Linked DNA regions of Homo sapiens: all the other regions are linked to region 1. A link is a loop called in an ENCODE intact Hi-C map of the cell type or tissue named here. Cell type or tissue: K562. All regions are shown on one strand. Region 1 overlaps IQGAP1 (IQ motif containing GTPase activating protein 1). Region 2 has its middle 41 kb from the start of IDH2. Region 3 overlaps CRTC3-AS1 (CRTC3 antisense RNA 1).

Region 1 (2,500 bases):
TTAACTACTATCTATTTCATAAGTGTTAACTACTATCTATTTCATATGAAAATTCTCTTCAAAGTAAATGGATCATCTTCTGGAATCCTGGGCACATCAAACACGTCTTCTACATATGGCAGTCCGGGGAAAGTGAGAGGTGGTTTTTAATCTTATTTTTCCCCTCAACAATAAAAATACATCCACAGACTCTCTTAAGCACTTGTGCCTTTCCCCTTACCTGAATTTCTGGTAGGACTGGGAAAGATATTCATTAATGATGCTTAAGTGGGCATTATCTCCCAGAAACATCTTATTGGAAGCAGCATGCTGAAGCATTTTTGCAATGGAGCCCAGATTTCGGCGTTGGTCTGTGGTAAGCTGGCCTCCTGCTGACAGGTCAATGATGTCAAAGGCATCAGGAGCAACAATGGCTGGATTCATGTATCGATAATAAAGCAAGTTACCAATAATCTGGAACAGACGAAACAGAAAGATGGGTATTAAAAGACATACCACCAAGGAAGCTATAAATGACTTTGCTAGCAAAGAAAAGCAGAAAATGCAGTCCTATGAGGAAAAAATAAATAAAAAATACATATACACACGCATGCATGCACATATACACACTCTCTCTCATGGCCTGGAACTAAATGAAATATCCCTTTGTTCAATACAGGAAAACAATGAGAACAGAACTGAAAACTACTGCCAGTAGTTAATGAAAGAGCAGATTCAGAAGGTAAAAATGACACACTTAAAGTCTGTTATTAAGTATTTCAGGGCATCTTTTGTTCACATATCATGGTAGCAAATAAGGCTGCTGTCACCCACATGCACTTTGTACTTTCATGTAGATGGGCTTTCCTTATAAAAAGCTAACAAACATAGCTAAATTCCTTAACATGACCCAATCAGCATAGAGTAACCCCACCTCCCAACATTCTCATGCTGCAGACTTCAAAGGCCAAGTTCATGCCTCTGAAATTAAATTCACTTAACACACATCTCTTCCACAGAAGAATTCAGGGGCAGTCACAGCATTTCCCCTAGAGTTTCATTCAGAAGAAATAAAATTAATTCACCTGAACAGAAAGTCTAGAATCGAGGCCTCACTGTAGGAAAGCACAGAACTAGGAGAGAGAAGAAAAAAGCATTCAGATTAAAAAAAAAAAGAAAAGAGAAGAGCATAGCTGAGTAAGAAAGAGTTATCAGCAACAGCCTTAGCAGAAACAACTGTGCCTGCTACTATTCGCCAGGTCACCAGCAGAGGGAACAATACTACAGCGAAAAGATAGGACTCAAAGAAACTCATCTGAAAACAGGAAAAATCCATCTTTCTACTTGTTTGATGTTTGTGTGCCAAACTATAGGAAGTGTTTCATCCTAAGAGAGGTACCATTTACCAATTACAATTGCTTTCAAAAGCTCACAATCAATGGTAAGCTACTGCCAGAACCTACACTTAGGCAGTTAGTAATGATCTATGGTCAGCCCTGGTTTTATTGCTTTGTCCTCAAAGGGCAGGAGTCTGCCGGCTATGAGATTCTTACCTTCAGCAGCTCATCCTCACCAGCATCAGGGAACTTCTCATGCAACGAGTCCTTCAGCACTTTGGCAATGAAGCGCATCCCATAACTGCGGGATGGACAAAACTTAGTGAGAAGGGCCAAGGAGCAGAAAGGCACTTAGTGCTGGGTTCTACTGGGGGTCATGACAACTGATGGCACTCACGGGATTTTGTCCACAGAGCTGACAATGGCTGAGAGAAACTTGTCTGTCACAGCCCGCATGTTCCTGATGGAGCTGTCTAGCCGTGTCTTCACTTCTTCATGAGCTAGCGCCTGCTCAGGGGTCACATCATAGGGCAGTTTGCTGGGAAGACAGAAATTATACCCAACTATGTTAGACTAACAGCCAGGAACAGCCTGAAGCAAGTGTCTTATCTTTCATAAACTATAAGACCCAGAAATATTAGATAGCTTAAGCTCATCCTCACGGGGCTGGTAAGTGATAAGTCTAGAATCTGAACGCAGGTTTTTAACTGTGAATCAGGTGCCTGAATTGTGTGCCAGGCACAATAACAGGCACTTGGGAATAAAAGTTATACAAGACATGACACCTTCTCTTCAGTCTTTTACAGTCTGGTGGGAGCGACACACAAACAGATGATTATAAACCTATTGTGCTGTAAATCAGTTCACCAAAAGTGCCACAGGACCATAGGGAAAGGGCTTCAACTCAGAATGGAAAAAGCAAGGAAAGCTTCCAAAACGAAGGGATGCTTGAACTCAGGAAAAAAGGAGAGGAAGAGTCTTCTAGGAAGGAAGGGGAGACAGGAGAAATGACAGTGGAAAAGCAGACAGGGAGCAGGCCATGACAGACCCCGTATATGATACTGACAAATCTGGACTTTGTTAGAAACCAGAAGGAGGTCTTCAAGGATAGGAGTGCTATGCCAGGCACAGCAGCACATGCTAGCATTCCCAGCTACTAGGAAGGCTGAGGTGGGAGGACTGCT
Region 2 (2,500 bases), 340 kb after region 1:
CCAAGCCTTCAGTAAAAGCTGTAGCTCATGTGACAAGAAAGCATAGAAAGGCCGGGCACGGTGGCTCACACCTGTAATCCCAGCACTTTCACTTTGGGAGGCTGAGGCGGGTGGGTCACCTGAGGTCAGGAGTTTGAGACCAGCCTGGCCAACATGGTGAAACCGCATCTCCATTAAAAATACGAAAAAGCCGGGCGTTGTGGCTCACGCCTGTAATCCCAGCACTTTGGGAGGCCAAGGTGGGTGGATCACGAGGTCAAAAGTTCAAGACCAGCCTGATCAACATGGTGAAACCCCATCTCTACCAGAAATACAAAAATTAGCCGGGTGTGGTGGCGGGTGTCTGTAGTCCCAGCTACTCGGGAGGCTGAGACAGGAGAATCGCTTGAACCTGGGAGGCAGAGGTTACAGTGAGCTGAGATCACGTCACTGCACTCCAGTCTGGGTGACAGAAAAAGACTGTCTCATTAAAAAAAAAAAAGAAAGAAAGAAAAGAAAGAAAAAAGAAAGCATAGAAAGAGGGCTTTTTTTTTTTTTTTTTCTAGGATGGGCACAGAGCAGAGGGACATCACCGGGAAGTGAGAGGCAGGGACTCAGGAGGTCAACACTGCAGGACTGGGGCCAGGGGCACTGGAAAGCCCTCTAGAATCCTGGAAGCAGTGAGGAGAATGTCCGGGGCCCGACTGCCATGGGCTAGGAGTAGGAGGAGACTCGATTTAGAGCTCGAAGGCTAGGGCCACCCAAGCTGTGCAACTGGGCCCAGCCTGGGCAGCTGTCATGCTCGGGCACTTTGTCCCTATCCAGCCTTACCTCATGGCCAGACCAGCATAAAAAACAGGCCTGCGGGGAGGGCCTGGCGGGACTGAGTCTTGTCAAGGAGTAATCTGGGGCTGCACACAGCTGGCCCTGGCTGTGGTGTGATAAAGGACTCGCCCCAGCCAGGGGCTCAGCCCACTGCCCCTCCCCAGGTAGACACTGCCACCTTCTGGCTGTTCGTCAACTGGCTGCCGGCCCCCGCCTCCTCCACACCTCCTTCAAGACAGGCTTTCTCCTCACCAAGAAACAGAATTGTGGAGGTTTCCTTTACCTGCTTACAATCCTGTCTTCCCGGGCTCCCATAAGGTCACTTGAATTAGAGTCTGGGTGATCCCAACCTTTAAAAACAACTTTACAAAACAATCTTTTGAGAGTACCTCTAAAGTGTTCTCGTTTTTTTTAAAAAAATGGGTAACAACGGTAACTATGGGAGGTGATGAGTGTGTCAATCAGCTTGATTGTCATAATCATCTCACGTGTCCATATACCAAGTCATCACGTTGTATGCTTTTAATATGTATACTTTTATTTGTCAATTGTATTTCAACAAAGCAGAAAAAAACCACTCTAGTCTTTTGGTCTCCTCCCACTGATGGCTTCCCACAACTGTCGCTGCCTCATTTTTCAGTTGATTGGGGGCAGGGCCCCACGGTGTGGTGTCACCGTCACTGGTATAAAGGCATTTGAGGCTACAGACACTGTTCCTGGTCGTTCCTCCTTGGTTTTTGTTGTTTTGTTTGCTGGTTGGTGGGGTGTTTTTCTTTTTGTCTTTTTTTTTTTTTTTGAGACGGAGCCTTGCTCTGTCACCCAGGCTGCAGTGCAATGGTGTGATCTCAGCTCACTGCAACCTCTGCCTCCCTAGTTCAAGAGATTCTCCTGCCTCAGTCTCCCAAGTAGCTGGGATTACAGGCACCCACCACCACACCCGGCTAATTTTTGTATTTTTAGTAGAGACTGAGTTTCACCATGTTGGCCAGACTGGTCTAGAACTCTTGACCTTGTGATCTGCCCACCTCAGCCTCCCAAAGTGCCGGGATTACAGGTGTGAGCCGCGGCGCCCAGCCGGTGGGGTGTTTTTTGCTGGGATTCCCCGGGCCTCTCCACTACTGTGCTCTGCGCCGGCGGGTTTGCCGGGATCCCCGTAACCAGCTTCTTGAGTTTATCAAGGTGTTTGTCTCCCTCCACAGCAACAGTTTGTTAATTTTCTCTCTCTCCTTACCTGAATATGGGGAAATGCTTTCCTGCCTTTCCTCCTGAGAATCACTCTATCCTGGCCAAAAACCCTTTGTTTTGGTCTCTCCAAGTCAGTGCTGAAACCCAAGCTTTCTCCACCAAAGGGAGTCCCAGCTCTTCACCTCCCAAATCTTCCCGTTCCCAAGTCCCAAACAGGGAAGAGAGCTCGGGCAACTGTGGAGATTGGAGTCTTGCCTTAGACTCCAAGGACCAGGCCCTTGTCCAGGGAAGCCCTTGGTCCTGTGGAATCTGCAGGGGTGGGGGTGGGGAGACTGCTGGAGAGACCTCTGGGTGACACGTTCCCCCCGACACAATGGAAACTCACATGGTCCAGCTGTCCATCCTCCACGGGCTCCACTCCCCACCCGTCCCTGGCTTGCAGATCCTCTTAACACGGCATGTTTCCTTCCCTCCCCTCCACAGAGTTGGCTGACTCATTAGGCACTTCCCA
Region 3 (2,500 bases), 210 kb before region 1:
ACACTGTATTATTCCAACAATATGGCATTCTGGAAAAGACAAAACTGTGGAGATGGTAAAAAGATCAGTGGTTGCCAGGGGCTGAGGGCAGGAAGGGATGAATAGGCAGAGAATAGAGGAGTTTTAGGGCAGTGAAAATACTCTGTATGATACTATAATGGTGGACACATGTCCTATATATTTTTCCATTTGTCCATAGATTGTACAACAACAAGAATGAACCTTAATATAAACTATACACTTTGAGTGATGATGTGTCAATGTAGGTTCATCAGTTGTAATAAATGTAGCACTCTGGTGGGGGATGTTGTTAATGGGGGGGATTGTGCATGTGTTGGGGGGGCATATGAGATATCTCAGTGCCTTCCTCTTAATTTTGCTATGAACCTAAAACTGCTCTCAAAAAAATAAAGTCTGGCCGGGTACAGTGGCTCACACCTGTAATCTCAGCACTTTGGGAAGCCAAGGCAGGTGGATCACCTGAGGTCAGGAGTTCGAGATCAGCCTGGCTGACATGATGAAACCCTGTCTCTACTAAAATTACAAAAATTAGCTGGGTGTGGTGGCGCGCGCCTGTTATCCCAGGTACTCGGAAGGCTGAGGCAGGAGAATCGCTTGAACCCAGGAGGCGGAGCTTGCAGTGAGCCGAGATTGCACCACTGCACTCCAGCCTGGGTGACAGAGTGAGACTCTATCTCAAAAAAAATAATAAAATAAAATAAAGTCTTTAAAAAAATAATCTTTGGCTACTTCAGCCATTTTCTCCCTTCTCAGGCCATGGCTTTGGTTTCATCCTCAACCTCCAACTAGGTTCCTCTGACAACTTTTTTTTTTTTTTTAACATTTCTCTGCTCCAAAACCAGACCCCAAATTCAGGGAGGAAATTATGTAGAGGCTGATGGTCTTACACCCAGATCACCTGTGGTTTTCCCCAAATGGCCACTTGATGGCACTCAAGAATCTTCTTCTTGTTCACATGATTCCTGGAATGGCTCATGTGAAATAAAGGGGGTATGATGAATGAAGGACTTTTGATAAAAGTCATTAGATGCTATGGATATGTTCCAGTGTGTTCCATTGTAGACCACAGTACTATCATGTCTGCCTTTTTTTTTTTTTTTTTGGTAGAGATGGGGGTCTCACTATGTTGCCCTGGCTGGTCTTGAACTCTTGGGCTCAAGCAGTCCTTTTGCCTCAGCCTCCCAAAGTGTTGGGATTATAGGTATGAGCCACTGCACCTGGCCTGTCTCTGCCATTTTTTGACAGATAATGGAACGGCATGATTCACAACAGTATTATTCTGTTAATTTCATCCAGATGAAAAAATACTGATCACATAAATAGAAATATATGTTTAGAGATGTGTAGAACTATCACCATATACAAAATATACTACACTGTCATCATCAAAGAGTTGTTAAAAGTTTTCCTACTCAAATTTGAAATATCTGCCAGGCATGGTGGCTCACACCTGTAATTCCAGCAATTTGGGAGGCTGAGGCAAGCAGATAACTGGAGCTCAGCAGTTCGAGACCAGCCTTGGCAACATAGCAAAACCGCGTCTCTACTAAAAAATTAAAAAATTAGCCGGGCATGGTGGCGTGCACCTGTAATACCAGCTACTCAAGAGACTGAGGTGGGAGGATGGCTTGAGCCCGGGAGGTTGAGGTTGCAATGAGTCAGGATCGTGCCACTCACTCCAGCCTGGGCAACAGAGCAAGAGTCTATCTCTAAAAAAAAAAAAAAGAAGAAGAGGTCGGGCGTGGTGGCTCACGCCTGTAATCCCAGCACTTTGGGAGGCCAAAGCATGTGGATCACTTGAGGTCAGGAGTTCTAGACTAGCCTGGCCAACATGGTAAAATCCCGTCTCTTCTAAAAATACAAAAATTAGCTGGGCGTGGTGGCAGGCACCTGTAATCCCAGCGGGGCCGAGGCAGGAGAATCACTTGAACCCGGGAGGTGGAGGTTGCAGTGAGCCGAGATCGCACCATTGCACTCCAGCCTGGGGGACAAGAGCGAGACTTCGTCTCAAAAAAAAAAAAAAAAAGAGAGAAATATCCTTGTCCTTTAATACAATGAGACACAAACCTCATAGGTCAAATGGGAAAGGAAGTCTGTGAAGGCTTTCAGATGCAACAAGACTTTGACTACTGACTTTCACTATAGAATCAGCGGGTGGGGGGGTATAAAATGACAAAATAGAATTTCAGAAACTAAATTGGTCAAGATGTGTGCAGAAACCTGATTCAAATGGCCTAGATAGTTCCCAGAGTTCTTGCAAGTATAAGATGCACAGCTGTCAAAGAGACATTCTCATCTTGAAATATTAATGGGTTGGCCCATGACACGTCCCTCTATACTCCCAGGGGAACCCACTTAAAAGCAATAATATATTAAATGATATCCTCCTAAATTAGTACAAAGCATTCTATAAAAAGCGTGTCAAGGCCTTCTTTTCACATGTCCTACCGTGGCAGATGCTGTTGGTGCTTCACCTGTA

The links. Peaks named below come from ENCODE experiments on the same cell type or tissue, not always from the same donor. Only the 100,000 strongest peaks of a DNase experiment are listed, where the experiment ranks them.
Region 2: it touches region 1 in a loop (14-fold over the local background); 3 of 110 quality-filtered maps call a loop at or near these places.
Region 3: a loop joins it to region 1, with 2.5 times the contacts of the local background. A loop is called at or near these places in 5 of 110 quality-filtered maps.

What each region holds. Positions count from the first base shown.
Region 1 is chr15:90,481,314-90,483,813 of GRCh38, reverse strand. It overlaps IQGAP1 (IQ motif containing GTPase activating protein 1), which reads right to left. Exons shown (of 38, transcript NM_003870.4): 27 at 1,714-1,854; 28 at 1,533-1,617; 29 at 221-453. Among named protein-coding and RNA genes, the nearest start is that of CRTC3, 47 kb to the left of the region's middle. In K562, a CTCF peak has its summit at 1,238 (motif pointing right); a DNase peak (open chromatin) is centred at 1,233.
Region 2 is chr15:90,141,808-90,144,307 of GRCh38, reverse strand. No RefSeq gene overlaps it. Among named protein-coding and RNA genes, the nearest start is that of IDH2, 41 kb to the right of the region's middle. RefSeq lists enhancers at 233-767, 2,317-2,500. In K562, a CTCF peak has its summit at 977 (motif pointing left); DNase peaks (open chromatin) are centred at 917, 1,457 and 2,427; H3K4me3 peaks cover 280 bases.
Region 3 is chr15:90,692,310-90,694,809 of GRCh38, reverse strand. All of the region lies in intron 2 of CRTC3-AS1 (CRTC3 antisense RNA 1), which reads left to right. Among named protein-coding and RNA genes, the nearest start is that of CRTC3-AS1, 24 kb to the left of the region's middle. In K562, a CTCF peak has its summit at 943 (motif pointing right); a DNase peak (open chromatin) is centred at 929.